Linked DNA regions of Homo sapiens: region 1 is linked to region 2. Evidence: read pairs that join two places in POLR2A ChIA-PET (ENCODE). Cell type or tissue: OCI-LY7. All regions are shown on one strand. Links, peaks and the distances in the headings refer to the core of each region. The heading gives the core; the rest is flanking DNA.

Region 1 (10,876 bases), core at 3,322-8,321, 67 kb after region 2:
GGGAATCCAGATGCAGACCTCAGAGGCTCATTGGCAGATGGAGAAAATTTCTGTGAAACTTCAGCCCTATATTTGGCACACAGAAGGCTCTCACTCAGCAAAACCATTTGGGTAGGTGGGTAGAGGTGGACTATGAGAGACAGGCACTTACGCAAGTTATTTCTTTTTCTTTTTTTCTTTTCTTTTTTTTTTCTTCTTTTTTGAGACAGAGTTTCGCTCTTGTTGCCCAGGCTGGAGTGCAATGGCATGATCTCGGCTCACCGCAACTTCCACCTCCCGGGTTCAAGTGATTCTCTTGCCTCAGCCTCCCAAGTAGCTGGGATTACAGGCATGTGCCACCACGCCCAGCTAATTTTGTATTTTTAGTAGAGACAGGCTTTCTCCATGTTGATCAAGCTGGTCTCAAACTTCTGACCTCAGGTGATCCACCCGCCTCGGCCCCCCAAAGTGCTGGGATTACAGGTATGTGCCACCGTGCCCTGCCTGCGCAAGTTATTGTTAATTCTCAAGACAATCATATAGAATAGGGTGGCATTTAGCTCTGTTTCACAGATGAGTAATTCATGTTCAGAAAAGTTAAGTCATGACCTCAAAATCACCCAGCTGGAAGTAGCCAAGCTGGATTCAAACCCAGGTCTGGCATCACTTCAAACTGAGACTTTTCCACCATGCCACACTATCCTTTCTACTGCAAAAGAAAACAGACTATTATACACTTTATATTCTGTTTGAAAAAAAATCTACTGTTTTCTATAGAGAATGTCTCAAGAGTCTCAGTGAAATTTTGAGCTTTAATAATTTCAGAAATATAAATGCTAAAAACTTACAACAAAGATCACTGGAAATATTAAATATTTATGTCTTTTCTACACAACTAGTTTTGTTAATTTTGAATAATAAATTTTAATGTTACTTTTTTAGTTCCTCTGATTGAAGATAACATGAAGTTAATTTTTATTGATATTAAATATTTATATTTTTCCATTAAAAAGTGACTATAGCTAATAGTAATGTATTGTTTTCCTAAAAATTGTTAAAAAATAGATTTTAAGTGTTCTCACCACAAAAAGTGATAAGTATGTAAAGTAATGCATATATTAATTAGTTCGATTTAGCCATTTCACAAGGTATACATATTTTAAAACAACATGCTCTACATGATAAATATATTATTTGTCAATTAAAAAAATATATATATATTTTTTGAGATAGAGTTTTGCTCTGTCGCCCAGGCTGGAGTACAGTGGCACAATCTCGGCTCACTGCAACCTCCGCCTCCCGGGCTTAAGCGATTCTCGTGCCTCAGCCTCCTGAGTAGCTGGGATTACAGGCATGGGCCACCACGCCTCGCTAATTTTTGTATTTTTAGTAGAGATGGGGTTTCACCATGTTGGCCAGGTTGGTCTCAAACTCCTGAGCTCAAGCGATCCACCTGCCTTGGCCTCCCAAAGTGCTGGGATTACAGGTGTGAGCCACTATGCCTGGCCTAAAAACGGAATTTATATTCCGAAGTTTACAAAATCAGATAAATGTAAAAGAAATTTAAACAATTAAATTTTTAAATAATGATTGTAAGTCTGTAGTATTATATTTATCTATTTAAGTTATCAATGTTTAAGACCACACTAAGACTTTGGAGGCACCTTATGCATGTTCAAGTCCTGGATTTCTTTTAGATAGTTCAGTTGGCTGTTGGAACCATGAGCCTTCCTATTTAGAAATTCCAGGACCAAAAGGAACTCTGGACAAATAAAATGCAAGTACAGAAAGGAACAGAGTTCTCTACAGTAAGGCCATGTAGGAGGAACTTTTAGATAAAGGGGAAGGCTAAAAATCATTTACAACAACAAAACAAAAATGTTTGCTGTTAAGAAAGCAAGCAGATGAACAAAAACGAACCCCTTTGAGTCACCTAGACCACAAGGTTTGAGCTACCTCTTAAAGAGCATTACTATTAACTTCTAAAGTGCTTTTAGAAATGCTAATTAATTATCATGGGAAATTATTCAAATTAATATGTGTAATTTTAAACGACCTACACGGAGCCATTTCTTTGTCTTAACCCAAAGAGCTTGAAACATCTCTTCTATCATAATTAAAGGACTAGCAGACTGATGAGGCTAAGGGATCGCCTTCCTAAAACCGAGTCTGCGGGATGAGTGGCCATTAGAATCAGGTCTTTCCAAAGACTTCTATCCATCTCCCTGCAAGAGCTAAAGTGCTAATGCGCCTCCACCCCCGGGGTTCGTTTTCAATGCTCTGAGTTAAACCCGGGCCCCCACTGGCTGAGATTACTTAGGCACTGAATGAGCCCCGCAGTAGGTAGCCGAGATGCCGATGTCCAGCTCCCGCCGGGCGCGCTCAATCACGCGCAGCATCTTGAGCTCGGTCTCCAGGTCGAGGCCATATCCACTCTTGCACTCCACCAGCGTGGTGCCAGCCCTCATCATGCACTGGAGCCGTTGCTGCAAGGAGCGGAACAGCTCCTCCTCTGTGGCTTGGCGCGTGCGCTCCACGGTAAAGTGGATCCCTCCTCCGGCCTGGTGAATTTCCATGTAGGTGGCTCCTGCCAACTGAACACACGCCTCACCTTTAGGCCAGCACATGCCAGGAAGTTGCAGGGAGGTCTGAAGAATCTACTTCCAGGGGCAATATTATATAATGATTAAGAAGCCATATGGCATGGGCACCAACCCATCAGATTAGAAAGGTGCTGGGATACACAGTCCTGGAAGCCCCTAGTCTGCCAGACACTGGATTGTGGGGAGCTCCGAAGGGGTCTTGGGAAGAGACTGGAGTGGTAGAGATGGGAGATGTGGTGGGTGGCCTGTTGGGATCTTAGGGCAGTGAGGCCTGGCGCGGTGGCTCACGCCTGTAATCCCAATACTTTGGGAGGCCTAGGTGGGCAGATCACGAGGTCAGGAGTTCAAGAACAGCCTGACCAATATGGTGAAACCCCATCTCTACTAAAAATACAAAAATTAGCGGGGGCATGGTGGCACACGCCTGTAGCCCCAGCTACTCTGGAGGCTGAGACAGGAGAATCACTTGAACCCGGGAGGCGGAGGTTGCAGGGAGCTGAGATCGCACCACTGCACTCCAGCCTGGGTGACAGAGCGAGACTCTATCTCAAAAAACAAACAAACAAACAAAACAAAACAAAACTGGCACAGGAGTATTGCAATATTTTAACAAGTCAATCAACCCGCAATGTGTACTTGCTAAGTATCAGCCCTCCCTCCATCCCTCAGCTTGTTTGAGAAAACAAAGCTTAGGCAATTCAGGAGTTGCAGGGAACCCCATTGCAATTATTCAGATCTCCACTAAAGCGGCCCCAGGAAGTTTCCTTGTCTCAATATTTGGCCATCCGAGTTTGGAGCTTGATCTTTGTCACTCAAAGAGGCTCTTTCTAGGGTCCCACTGGGCTCCAGTTACTCTGGGCAGCAAGGAGTGTGGTGCAGAGAAAGGATGCAGGCCTGGGGTCTCCTGGCCGGAGTTTTCATCTGGGTTCTGCCATCCTCCAGCTGGTGACGCTAGTCAACACTCTTCCCTTCTCTAGACCCAGCTTTCTCCATCTACATAATGAGAGGATTGGACTGTAAATCTCTTTCTCCGTCTATACAATGAGAGGATTGGACTGCTTTTGGCTCTGAAATTCTGTGATTTAATAAAACAATCTTAAAAACAGCTCTAGTTTGTTGAAGCAGGTACATGATAGCTGAAGAAAAGAATTTTTTTTTTCTTTTCCTGAAATAAGCCAGTTTAGCTGCTAGGAGGCACATCTTTTTTTTTCTTTTTTAAAAAACACATGTGAAAATCTCTCCAACCAGGGATTTAGGAGTTGGTTACAGCTAATATAGGACTAACACAGCTTACATTTTGTGATTCTTAATAAGTCTCAGTTTATAACAGAAAAATTAAGGTATTTTATTTTTGTGATTAGTAACATATTTTTCCAAGCTTTACTCCAATGAATGGCAATTTTCAAACTATTCCTTGGAGCCCTTTCAAAAGCTACTAGAGATAGCGATTTGGAATGGGAATGTGGGGAAGGAAAGAGAGGGAGACATTAGTGGGCAGGAATAGCCCTGTGTATAATACAATGATTTGGGGCAGTTATAAATAAGTTTTGTTGTCATTTGTTTCCCATACCCAAGCAAGTAAAAATATCCATTAAAAAATATGTTGACATATGTTGCAAAGCTTGATAGCCTACTAACTCTTCAGCAAAAGACTTCATATTTGTGCTTTATTTTGATTTGCCATGATTTGTTGCAGTTACCTTCATTGCAAATTCGTGAACTCTTTCACCAGCCCATACTGGATGTGTGTGTGCATCCACCAAACCTATAATCAATAAATCAAGTTATCTTACAATTAAGAAATAGAGAGCACTTAGACAGCAGGCAAACAGCAGCACTATACCCTGCTGCTCTGGGGAAAGTGTGATGGTGGCCATCCATTTTGGAGGAGCATGAAAGGAAGAATTTGTCTGTCTGGTTCCCTTGATAGAGAGAAAAGAAGACTGCCCTGTTGTATGGTTGGTCTAGAAAGCTCTAATGAAGGAGGTGATGCAACATGATGAAAATATCCCTTACAGAAATACAGCTCCTTTTGCTCAGTAAGTCCATGCTCACCAAATAAGCTTTTATTTTATTTTATTTTATTTTATTTTATTTTATTTATTTTTGAGAAAGGTTCTCACTCTGTCGCCCAGGCTGGAGTGCAGTGGCACACTCACAGCTCCCTACAGCCTTGACCTCCCAGGCTCAAGCAATCCTCCCACCTCAGCCTCCCTAGTAGCTGGGACTATAGTCATGCACCACCACACAAGCTAAAATTTGCCATGTTGCCCAGGTTGGTCTTGAACTCCTGGGCTTAAACGATCTGCCTGCCTCAGCCTCCAATGATCTGCCTGACTCAGCCTCCCAAAGTGCTGGGATTACAAGCATCAGCCACTACTCCTGGCCCAAATAAGCTTTGAAATTAGGTTGTCAAGCCCCCTAGTTGGCAAAACCATGAACCTTATCACAAGGAATAATCTGGATATGAAAACAATACTACAATCCCCTCCCCCTGCAACTCTGAGAAGGGAAAATGTGAAATCAGAAAGATTAATCTATTTTCAAGAAAGAAATGTATTTTAATTAAGGAGAAACTGTAAAGCAATCACTTGAAACTTTTGTTTATCCAGGTACAATTCAGTAAAGTGTGTCTTTCCAAAATGTTTTAGATACCTTATGGATTAAATGACTCATTATTGGCTCTGATTGGACTAAAATCAAAAGCGCCTACTCAGATTGCTTTCTGCTATATTCCTCTTTTTCATAACATTTCACCCTGACTTTGTCTCCTGACTCTCAAGAATCATAAGGAAGGCCGGGCGTGGTGGCTCATGCCTATAATACCAGCACTTTGGGAGACCGAGATCAGCAGATCGCTTGAGATCAGGAGTTTGAGACCAGCCTGACCAACATGGTGAAACCCTGTTGCTACTAAAAATACAAAAATTAGCCAGGCATGATGGTGCATGCCTGTAATCCAGCTACTTAGGAGACTGAGGCAAAAGAATTGCTTGAACCTGGGAGGTGGAGGTTGCAGTGAGCCAAGATCACACCACTGCCCTCCAGCCTTGGTGACACAGTGAGACTGTCTCAAAATAAACAAACAAATGAAAACCCATCAGTTAGAAGCTCTGTCAGATGTGTACAATAAATATTTAAAAGTATAAAAATTTTATATAAAAAAATATAAATATGAAGCCCTTTTGTTTGTGTAGAACTGAAAGTTTGTGAAACTTGTTTTGGATGATTATATGAAGCCATACAACATAATGTAGGAGATGATGGTTAATAAACTGATTCTGTTGTCAATCATCAAAGATACAAGTGAACTGCAGTGAAAGCTCTAGGATTTTTGTTTTTCTTTTTCTGCCCAGAGCTGGATCCTTTGTTTCACATCCTATACAAATTTAGAGTATTTCTAGTATTAGAGACAGCAGCTGCCTTGTTAGCCTCTCCTATGCCATGGATTAATAAAGTTCTTTTGACTGTTTTTGAACCTAAACACAACACAGCTGGTTTCTATTCAGCATGTGAGTGGGAAGAAGTGGAGTCGAATGAATGGGCTTGATTCCTAGGTTGTCTGTTTCCTGTTTAGGAACCTTGGGTAACATATTTCACCCTTAGCTTCAATTTTCTAATCTGTAAAGTATAGATAATGATACCTCCCACACAGGGCAGTTATAAGGATTCAAGGTGAAACCATGTTTGAAAGCAGCTATACATTCAATAATAGAAATTCAATACATGGAACGATGATTTTTTTTAAATATTATTTTGAGACTTTAAAATAAGCTGTTACTCTTCCTCTTTACATTTCAGGAGCAACTGTTAAAGCTACTTGTAGACCTTTACTGAAAAAGAGGTAAATACCTGGTAGAATACATTTCCCAGAGCAGTCAATTATTTCTTCAAAAGTTTCTCCAGAAAACTGTCTTTGAATAACATCAGCAGGACCAATAGCTTTTATAAATCCATCTCTGAAGAAAAATCAAGAAATAGTTATTAAATTTGGGGAAATCTTGTGAGAAATCTGATGAGTGACTTAAAATATGTTTTCAGATTCTTTGGTGTTAATTAGTCAACATTTACTGTGCTTCTATCTTGAACCTGAGTCTGGAAAAGCGTCTCTAGCCACATTCGAGGCAACCATAAAAGACCCAGATTAGCCAAAGCCTCCTCAGCAAAATGAACAAAACTGGAGGAATCACATTACCTGACTTCAAATTATACTACAGAACTATAGTAACCAAAAGAGCATGGTACTGGCATAAAAAACAGACACATAGACCAGTGGAACAGAATAGTGAACCCAGAAATAAGTCCATACATCTACAGTGAACTCATTTTCAGCAAAGATGCCAAGAACGTACATTGGGGAAAAGACAGTCTCTTCAATAAATGGTGCTAGGGAAACTGGCTATCCATATGCAAAAGAATGAAATCAAATCTAAATGGGTTAAAGACTGAAATCTAAGAACTTAAACTATGAAACTACTCAAAGAAGACCTTGGGAAAACTCTCTAGGACATTGGTTCAGGCAACAATTTCTTGAGGGATACCCCACAAGAACAGGCAACCAAGCCAAAAATGGACAAATGGGATCACTTCAAGGTAAAAGCCTTCTGTACAGCAAAGAAAATAATCAACAATGTGAAGAAACAACCCACAGAATGGGAGAAAATAATTTGCACACTATCTAATTGACAAGGGATTAAAAACCAGAATATATAAGGAGCTCAAACAGCTCAATAGGAAAAAACCTAATAATCTGATTAAGAAATGGACAAAAGATCTGAATAGACATTTTTCAAAAGAAGAGATACAAATGGCAAACAGGTATATGAAAAGGTGCTCAACATCAATGATCTTCAGAGAAATGCAAACAAAACCACAATGAGAGATCATCTTACCCCAGTTAAAATGGCTTTTATCCAAAAGACAGGCAATAAAAAATGCTGGCAAGAATGTGGAGAAAGAGGAACCCTTGTACACTGTTAGAAATGTAAATCAGTACAGCCACTATGGAGAGTATGAAAGTTCCTCAAAAACTAAAAATAGAGCTACCATATGATCCAGCAATCCCACTGGTAGATCTATATGCAAAAGAAAGGAAGTCAGTATATTAAAGAGATGTCTGCATCCCATGTTAATTGCAGCACTATTCACAATAGCCAAGATTTGGAAGTACACTAAGTGCCCACCCACAAATGAATGGATAAAGAAAATGTAATACATACACACAATGGAGTACTATTCAGCCATAAAAAAGAGTGAGATTCTGTCAATTGCAACAACATGGATAGAACTGGAGGACATTATGTTAAGTGAAATAAGCCAGGCACAGAAAGACAAACTTGGCATATTCTCATTCATTTGTGGGAGCTAAAAATGAAAACAATTGAGCTCATGGAGATAGAGAGTAAAATGATGGTTACCAGAGGCTGGGAAGAATAGAAGGGGAGAGGAGAAAAATGGGGATTGTTAATGGCTAGAAAAATATGGTTAGATACAGTGAATAAGACCCAGTATTTGATATCACAACAGGGTGACTACAATCAGCAATAATATGTTGCACATTTTAGAATAACTGAGGGAGTACGATTGGAATGTTTGTAACACCAGGAAATGATGAATGCTTGAGATGATGGAAACCCCATTTACCCTGATATAATTATTACACATTGTACGACTGTTTAAAATAACTCATGTACCCCATATATATGTACCCATGAAAATTTACAATTAAAAAAACTTTAAACGTCAAATATATGTAGCAGACAATTGCCATTTGTTCCCCAAGATCAATGTTCCCTTTTTTACACTAGTAGAGCCCTAAATTTTAGCTGGACACATGATGACCCAAAATACAGACTACATTTCCCCACCTCCCACTAGCCAGGTGTGGCTATGAGACTAAGGTCTAGCCGGTAAGATTGTCTTCTCTTCCTATTCTTACTGGCTGGAATGCAGACACCACAACTAGAGATGGGGTGGCCATCTTGGGTCATGGAGTGAGTGTAAGAAAGTGGGCCATGCATGGGAGAGCAAGGCAGCAGGGGCCTGGCTCCTAAGGACCCCATGGAGTATTGCAATCAACTAGCCCTGCATTCGTATGTCTGGATTTTCACATAGGAGAGAAATATACTTCCATCTTGTTTCAGCCACTATTAATTTAGGTCTTGGTCACTTACAACAAATTCGTATTTCCAACATGGAGATTGAGGGCTATAAACCTGAGAGCTGGAATGTGTTGTGAAAAGCAATTAGGATAAGGGATTCCGAACTGGGACAGAAGTGGTTGGGGTAACCTAACAAAATGTAAGAGTGGAAGAGCAGAAGAAACTGGATGGAAAGAGAAGATGTTATGATAGGAAAAGAAATAATGATTGTGGGAGATTTGGGGAGGATAAACTTAGGGTGGAATAAGAAATTAAGTCTTGAAATAGAATTTAGTATCCTGATTAAGACAATTCTTCATCACTAACAGCTTTTATCTGGCCCAGTTAGATAATCTACCCAGTGTGCAGTGAATCTGGTGGTGGAAAGGACCGGCAGGATTAGAAATTGACCCTTGAATGGGAAAGAACAAAGAGAATGCTCTTATGCAAAGAGTTAATGACTGACACTGCTTTAAGAGAGGTTGTTTTAACAAAGTCAAACCTAAGAAATAAATCTCTAACATTCTCCGTCTGTGCAGGAGGTGAATTTTGAGGGCACTGGGTCCTCTTCCTGACCCCACTAATCCCATGCTTATCTACCTTTCAACAGTGTGGTTCTCTCATTCATCTGTGGATGTACCTATGTTTGAACAAAGGCTTATGTTCCTTTGTTGAGGACATAATGAGGGCAGTTATTGAAGGAAACCAACAAAAAGCATTCCCCCAAAAGTGTTTTTTTAAGGTAGTCATTAAAATTACAAAGATACATATTACTGCTATGGTGAGATTTTCACTATTTATGACTAAGTGAAAAAACCCGAATACAAAACAATATGCATAGCTTCCTTTTCTAAAGCATGCATTTTTATGTGATTCTATTTGCATAGGAAAACATCTGAAAGCAGAAGCACTAAATGTTGGTATTAGTTCACCTAATGATGGGGTTTGAGTGACTTTTTCCTTTTTGTTCATCTGTATTTTCTTTTCCTACAATGAACGTATATCACATATACTTTTTTAGGGGATACAAATAATAGGCACATGTGGTTTTATTTACTTTGTATTCTGAGAAATTTAGGAAGAAAAATTCTGCAGAGTCTTCTGAAAGTAAAGCAAATTAGCAAGCAAGACCCTACTTTAGGAGCTAAAGTATAATTATAATGAAAACAGTAATGATGATGATTTAAGGAGGATGATGCTTCTTTGAGTGGCTCTCAGGGTGCTTTGTGAAAATTTAGAATTGGCACATACACTGTCTCAGTTTCTAAAACCTAAAAATTGGTCTTGTTTTATAGTAGATAAATCTGACACCTCTCCCGATCCTCCCATTGGTTCAGGCACCCCTCTGTGCAGTCTCTTTTTTTTTTTTTTTTTTCTTTTTTTTTTTTTTTTTTTAATTTATTTTTTTATTGATAATTCTTGGGTGTTTCTCACAGAGGGGGATTTGGCAGGGTCATGGGACAATAGTGGAGGGAAGGTCAGCAGATAAACAAGTGAACAAAGGTCTCTGGTTTTCCTAGGCAGAGGACCCTGCGGCCTTCCGCAGTGTTTGTGTCCCTGATTACTTGAGATTAGGGATTGGTGATGACTCTTAACGAGCATGCTGCCTTCAAGCATCTGTTTAACAAAGCACATCTTGCACCGCCCTTAATCCATTTAACCCTGAGTGGACACAGCACATGTTTCAGAGAGCACAGGGTTGGGGGTAAGGTCACAGATCAACAGGATCCCAAGACAGAGGAATTTTTCTTAGTGCAGAACAAAATGAAAAGTCTCCCATGTCTACTTCTTTCCACACAGACACGGCAACCATCCGATTTCTCAATCTTTTCCCCGCCTTTCCCGCCTTTCTATTCCACAAAGCCGCCATTGTCATCCTGGCCCGTTCTCAATGAGCTGTTGGGCACACCTCCCAGACGGGGTGGTGGCTGGGCAGAGGCGCCCCTCACCTCCCGGACGGGTCGGCTGGCTGGGCGGTGGGGGCTGACCCCCCCCCCACCTCCCTCCCGGACGGGGCAGCTGGCCGGGCGGGGGGCTGACACCCCCACCTCCCTCCCGGACGGGGCGGCTGGCCGGGCAGAGGGGCTCCTCACTTCCCAGTAGGGGCGGCCGGGCAGAGGCGCCCCTCACCTCCCGGACGGGGCCACTGGCCGG
Region 2 (5,000 bases), core at 1-5,000:
TAATGATGTGACACTTGAACAAGTTTTATGACCTCGCAACCTCAGCTGGCACATATATATAACGTATCACCACCTAAATGAAGGGAGGTGGCTGAACCGAATTATTTCCTGAATAGTTTTGTGCTTTAGAATCTACAATTGTTGTAGCACTGGTTCAGGAACTTCTAATTCTGTGCCTGCCTCAGTCACAGCTTTGGGTCCTGAGCCATGCAAGAAGAACATGAAAGTCTAGCCCCTACTGGAATATATTCTTGTTTGATCATTAATACTTGGGGGAGTCCTTTATTCTGGCATTCATCAGAAATCAAACTTTCAGAATCATGGAGCTAGGATACACAGTTAAATGACTATATGGTTTGCCGCATAAGGGTCTTTTCCGTATGGATTTCCAGAGAAAATTATTTGACAGTTTTTAGCAATAAATTTTAGTTTTTCACAGTTACTACTTTTAAAATGTTCCTCTATTTGTAACTCCAAGTGTGTGTTTTCAAAACAAAATTGTTCAAAACCATTCTGTCCTACAGTGAGTATATAACGTCCTTTTGAATCTGTTTTGTGAGTGTAGCGGGAGCAGGGATGGTGGCTGCCATTGCCAGGGATGGTGCTGGGCTCTTCACTTATATTATTTATTCCTTGCAGCAAGCCTTTGAAGTTTTACACTTACTTGATGGGGAAACTGAGGCTCGGGGGTTATATTTATTTGCCCAAGTTTGTGCAGTTAGTTATTAGGTGGCAGAGCTGGGATTTTAATCCAGTTTCTACCAAAACTCTGCTCTTAATGTGCATGGGTGAATGGATAGAAATTTCACATTCACTTTTAAAGAAGCCAGTTTCCCATATTGCTAATTTTATTTACAAAACTGATATGTATATGTGTATATATATACTTTTTGTATATGTGTTTTATATATATACACATATATATGTGTGCATATATATACACATCTATACACGTTGTGTTCATATATATGTGTGTGTATATATATACTTTTTGTATATGTATATACTTTTTGTGTTCATAGTCTGTTTATTAGATAGTCAAGAATGGGAAGAAAAGGTTATTTTACATATATGGTTTAAGACACATAGAAGCTTTTATTTATGACTAGAAATGATTTTTCTCCTTGATTAGGTGTCTGTCCCTAAAGAACTGGTGGCACTTATGAGTGCTATTCGTGATGGAGAAACACCTGACCCAGAAGACCCAAGCAGGAAAATATACAAATTCATCCAAAAAGTAAGATCCTAGGGTCTAGATTTTTGTTTTCATTGGCGGTAAACTACAGTTAGCTTGTACACATCCAGAGGGCAAAATTACTTTTGAAATATTTCAGAATTTTGAGAACAGCTTTTGGTTTTTGTTTTCTTCATTTTTTTTTCTTTTGTGCTTTTAAAGGGTTTTGTTCTACTTACAGAGTGTTGTATTGAAGAGAGGGTTTGCTGTAGAGACAGAATAGGGAGCATACCTGTTTTCATTTTCCCTCACTCCAGTTCAGGGGCTGGCTTCCTGTTCTTTTGAGTTCTTACGCATTCACCTGCCCTGGTACTACAGTGTGGGCAAGTGGCTGTTGAGAGTGTTTACAAATGGAGGAGTCAAGACCAAAAAAGCACTCAGTTACAGTCCTGGTCATTAGACATGTATCTTTGACCTTCAGTGAACAGAATGTGTATGCATGCGTGAGTGTGTGTGTGTGTGTGTGTGTGTGTGTGTGTGTGTTTTCTTAATTGACCTCACAATGGATAATTTGACTTCCACTGCAGCTTCTGTGGTTCCAAGCTCCCATAACTTTGGCATCTACTTATTGCCGGGTAACTCTGTGTGCCTCTACAACATGCCAATAGTGCTTTGAAACATAAAGGAATAAAAAAAGAAAACCAAAACCTTTTAAAAGTCAGGAGGAAAAAGGCAAACATATGGGAAATGCGCTTCCTGTAGGTTACTTTTTGAGAAATGCTCAAAATGCACCTTTTAATAGTATGTGTGATCTTGTTTTTCATGTGTGAGAAGCTTTTGTTCCTAGCAGAATAAAAGGCAAATAGATGTTTTGAACAATGTTTTATATCACAATTTTAAGCTATATGTTAAAGATGAGAACTATTTGAGAAGTATAAAAGCAAAGTTATCCCTACTAATATTAGGAGATTTGAAAGGGAATTTACTTACTTTTAAATATGAATTGTCTTACTGTGTAACATTTGTGAACACTAATGCAAGCACGTGGTGTGCGTTTGTTTGCCCTCTTTAGGTTCCAATACCCTGCTACCTGATTGCTTTAGTTGTTGGAGCTTTAGAAAGCAGGTGAGCTTTTGGAAAAATTTTCAGGTTTGTGGAAAGATCAAAACTTAGGCATCTTGAACTTCTCTCAAGGTTAATTGGTCAATCATTTGCATATTTCTCAAGATATCAAGCTGACAGCTCTAGAAAAATTCAAATCTAAAATGTAGGCAACAAATTAATTTTACATTTAAAAATCTTGACCAGTTACCCCTTATTTTTTCAAGTATTGTAAAATGAGCATGCTCTTACCTTTAGAGATCTGGATTCTCATGTAAGCTTGAACAAGTCACTCTCAATCTCTGTTTCCTTATCCTTGAAATTATAATGTCTGACTTTCTACCTCATAGGGTGGTTATGTGAAACAAATGAGATAAAATATATTAAAGAACTTGGAAGCCTACAAATATTACAGAAATGTAAGATATTTTATCAATATTTTACAAATAAAGTGCCCTTCCTTCTTAATTTTTTGTTCATTCTTAGTTTTAAGCACACTTAACTGTTTTTAAGTGTGCGGTTCAGTAGTGTTAAGTATATCCACATTGTTGTGAAACAGATCTTCAGAAATTTTTCATTTTGCAGAACTGAAACTCTGCACCAATTAAACAATAGCTCCTCTTTCCCCCACCGCCCAGTCCTTGGTAACACCCATTCTATTTTCTGTTCCTATGAATTTGATTACTTTAGATACCTCACATAAGTAGAATCATACAGTATGATTTTATCTCTTTGTGTCTGGCTTATTTCATTCAAGGTGTCATAATGCCCTTAAGGTTTATCCACGTTATAGCATCTGACAGGATTTCCTTCATTTTCTATTTGTTTCTTCTTATATAAGAGTATTCAACCTTTAAGTGCATGACAAAGTTTATACCCATTCCTGTTCTAGAATAGTCTTACAGGCTGGGCTCTGTGGCTCATGCCTGTAATCCCGTCACTTTGGGAGGCCAAAGTGGGAGGATCGCTTGAGCCCAGGAGTTCAAGACCAGGCCGGGCAACATAAGTGAGATCATGTCTCTACAAAAAAATAAAAAATTAATCGGGCATGGTAGTGTATGCCTGTAGTCCCAGCTACTCAGAAGGCTGAGGTGGGAGTATTGCTTGAGCCCAGGAGGTGGAGGCTGCAGTGAGCTGTGATGGCCCCTCTGTACTCAGCCTGGGCAACAGAATGAGACCCTGTATATTTAAAAAAAAAAAAAAAAAAAACGCTGGGCGTGGTGGCTCACGCCTGTAATCCCAGCAATTTGGGTGGCCGAGGCAGGCGGATCATGAGGTCAGGGAATTGAGACCATCCTGGCTAACACAGTGAAACCCTGTCTCTACTAAAAATACAAAAAAAAGAAAAAATTAGCTGGGCGTGGTGGCGGGCACCTGTAGTCCCAGCTACTAGGGAGGCTGAGGCAGGAGAATGGTGTGAACCTGGGAGGTGGAGCTTGCAGTGAGCCAAGATCGTGCCACTGCACTCCAGCCTGGGTGACAGAGCGAGACTCCGTCTCAAAAAAAAAAAAAAAAAAAAAAAATAGTTTCTTATGAGTTGTGACTGGGTTTCTATAGTTGTGAAATTGAGGGATGAAATGAGACCCTCAAGAGGTCTTACAAGAGGCAATAAACTAATTGGGGACACCTTATGTCTTGGTTTTTTTCCTTTGGCCCAGCCTGTACCTCCTTAGAGAGCTGCATATCTATTGCTGCATATACAACAGCAGGTTTGCAGCTCACGCCATGTAACCTCATCCCTTTCCCATAGGCACATGGTAAATGCACTCTCACTGTAAAGGTTTGTCTACAAGACATTAACTACTTTTTAGAACCAGATGAATCATTTGCCATGAATTTCTTTTTTATTAAGCTTTTTAATCTTGCAGGCAAATTGGCCCAAGAACTTTGGTGTGGTCTGAGAAAGAGCAGGTGGAAAAGTCTGCTTATGAGTTTTCTGAGGTTGGTCATTTAGTTATCCTTTGTAATCATTGTGATAGACAGTAGATTGAAGATTTTGAGTGTGAAATGTGATGGTTTTAAGTGATACGGGGAAAGAACCAGATTGTCTTTTATGTAGATGTGTAGTTGCTACATTCTTTTTATCATTTTCATTTAACATAAAAATCATTAACTTGTAACCTTCATAGAAAGCAATATACAATTTTAAGAAATGTACAATGGTGATAATTAAGGCATACAGACATATATATGTTGATTTTTCAGACTGAATCTATGCTTAAAATAGCAGAAGATCTGGGAGGACCGTATGTATGGGGACAGTATGACCTATTGGTCCTGCCACCATCCTTCCCTTATGGTGGCATGGAGAATCCTTGCCTTACTTTTGTAACTCCTACTCTACTGGTAAGTGTAAATGTTTCTTCATTTGAAATTGACGTTTCAAAAATAAACTTAAGAACCTTAGGAGTCCTAATAATATGTATATATATGTAAAGAACCTTAGAGTCCTAATAATGTATATATGTATAAAAATCTTTTCTCTTGTTCGTGTAACCTTTGTTTCTAATTTTATTGTTTATTGTGGTTATCACAATCTCATTTTTTTTTTGTTGTTTTTTGAGACACAGGCTTGCTCTGTTGCCCAGGTTGGAGTGCAGTGGCACAATCTCAGCTCACTGCAACCTCTGCCCCCGGGTTCAAGCGATTCTCCTGCCTCAGCCTCTTGAGTAGCTGGGACTATAGGTGCACACCACCATGCCCAGCTAATTTTTGTAATTTTAGT

The links. Peaks named below come from ENCODE experiments on the same cell type or tissue, not always from the same donor. Only the 100,000 strongest peaks of a DNase experiment are listed, where the experiment ranks them.
Region 1: POLR2A ChIA-PET joins it to region 2 with 5 read pairs; 14 of 35 experiments call an interaction of 5 or more read pairs at or near these places.

What each region holds. Positions count from the first base shown.
Region 1 is chr12:95,948,382-95,959,257 of GRCh38, reverse strand. AMDHD1 (amidohydrolase domain containing 1) reads right to left here. Exons shown (of 9, transcript NM_152435.3): 2 at 6,435-6,541; 3 at 4,283-4,347; 4 at 2,296-2,573. Among named protein-coding and RNA genes, the nearest start is that of AMDHD1, 10 kb to the right of the region's middle. RefSeq lists enhancers at 1,882-2,394, 2,395-2,908. In OCI-LY7, for the core only: a CTCF peak has its summit at 3,521; no DNase peak of the experiment used is centred there.
Region 2 is chr12:96,018,384-96,023,383 of GRCh38, reverse strand. It overlaps LTA4H (leukotriene A4 hydrolase), which reads left to right. Exons shown (of 19, transcript NM_000895.3): 5 at 1,133-1,237; 6 at 2,247-2,299; 7 at 4,144-4,216; 8 at 4,481-4,621. Among named protein-coding and RNA genes, the nearest start is that of LTA4H, 15 kb to the left of the region's middle. RefSeq lists an enhancer at 695-864. In OCI-LY7, for the core only: no CTCF peak of the experiment used is centred there; DNase peaks (open chromatin) are centred at 1,583 and 2,883; H3K4me3 peaks cover 2,101 bases; H3K27ac peaks cover 2,566 bases.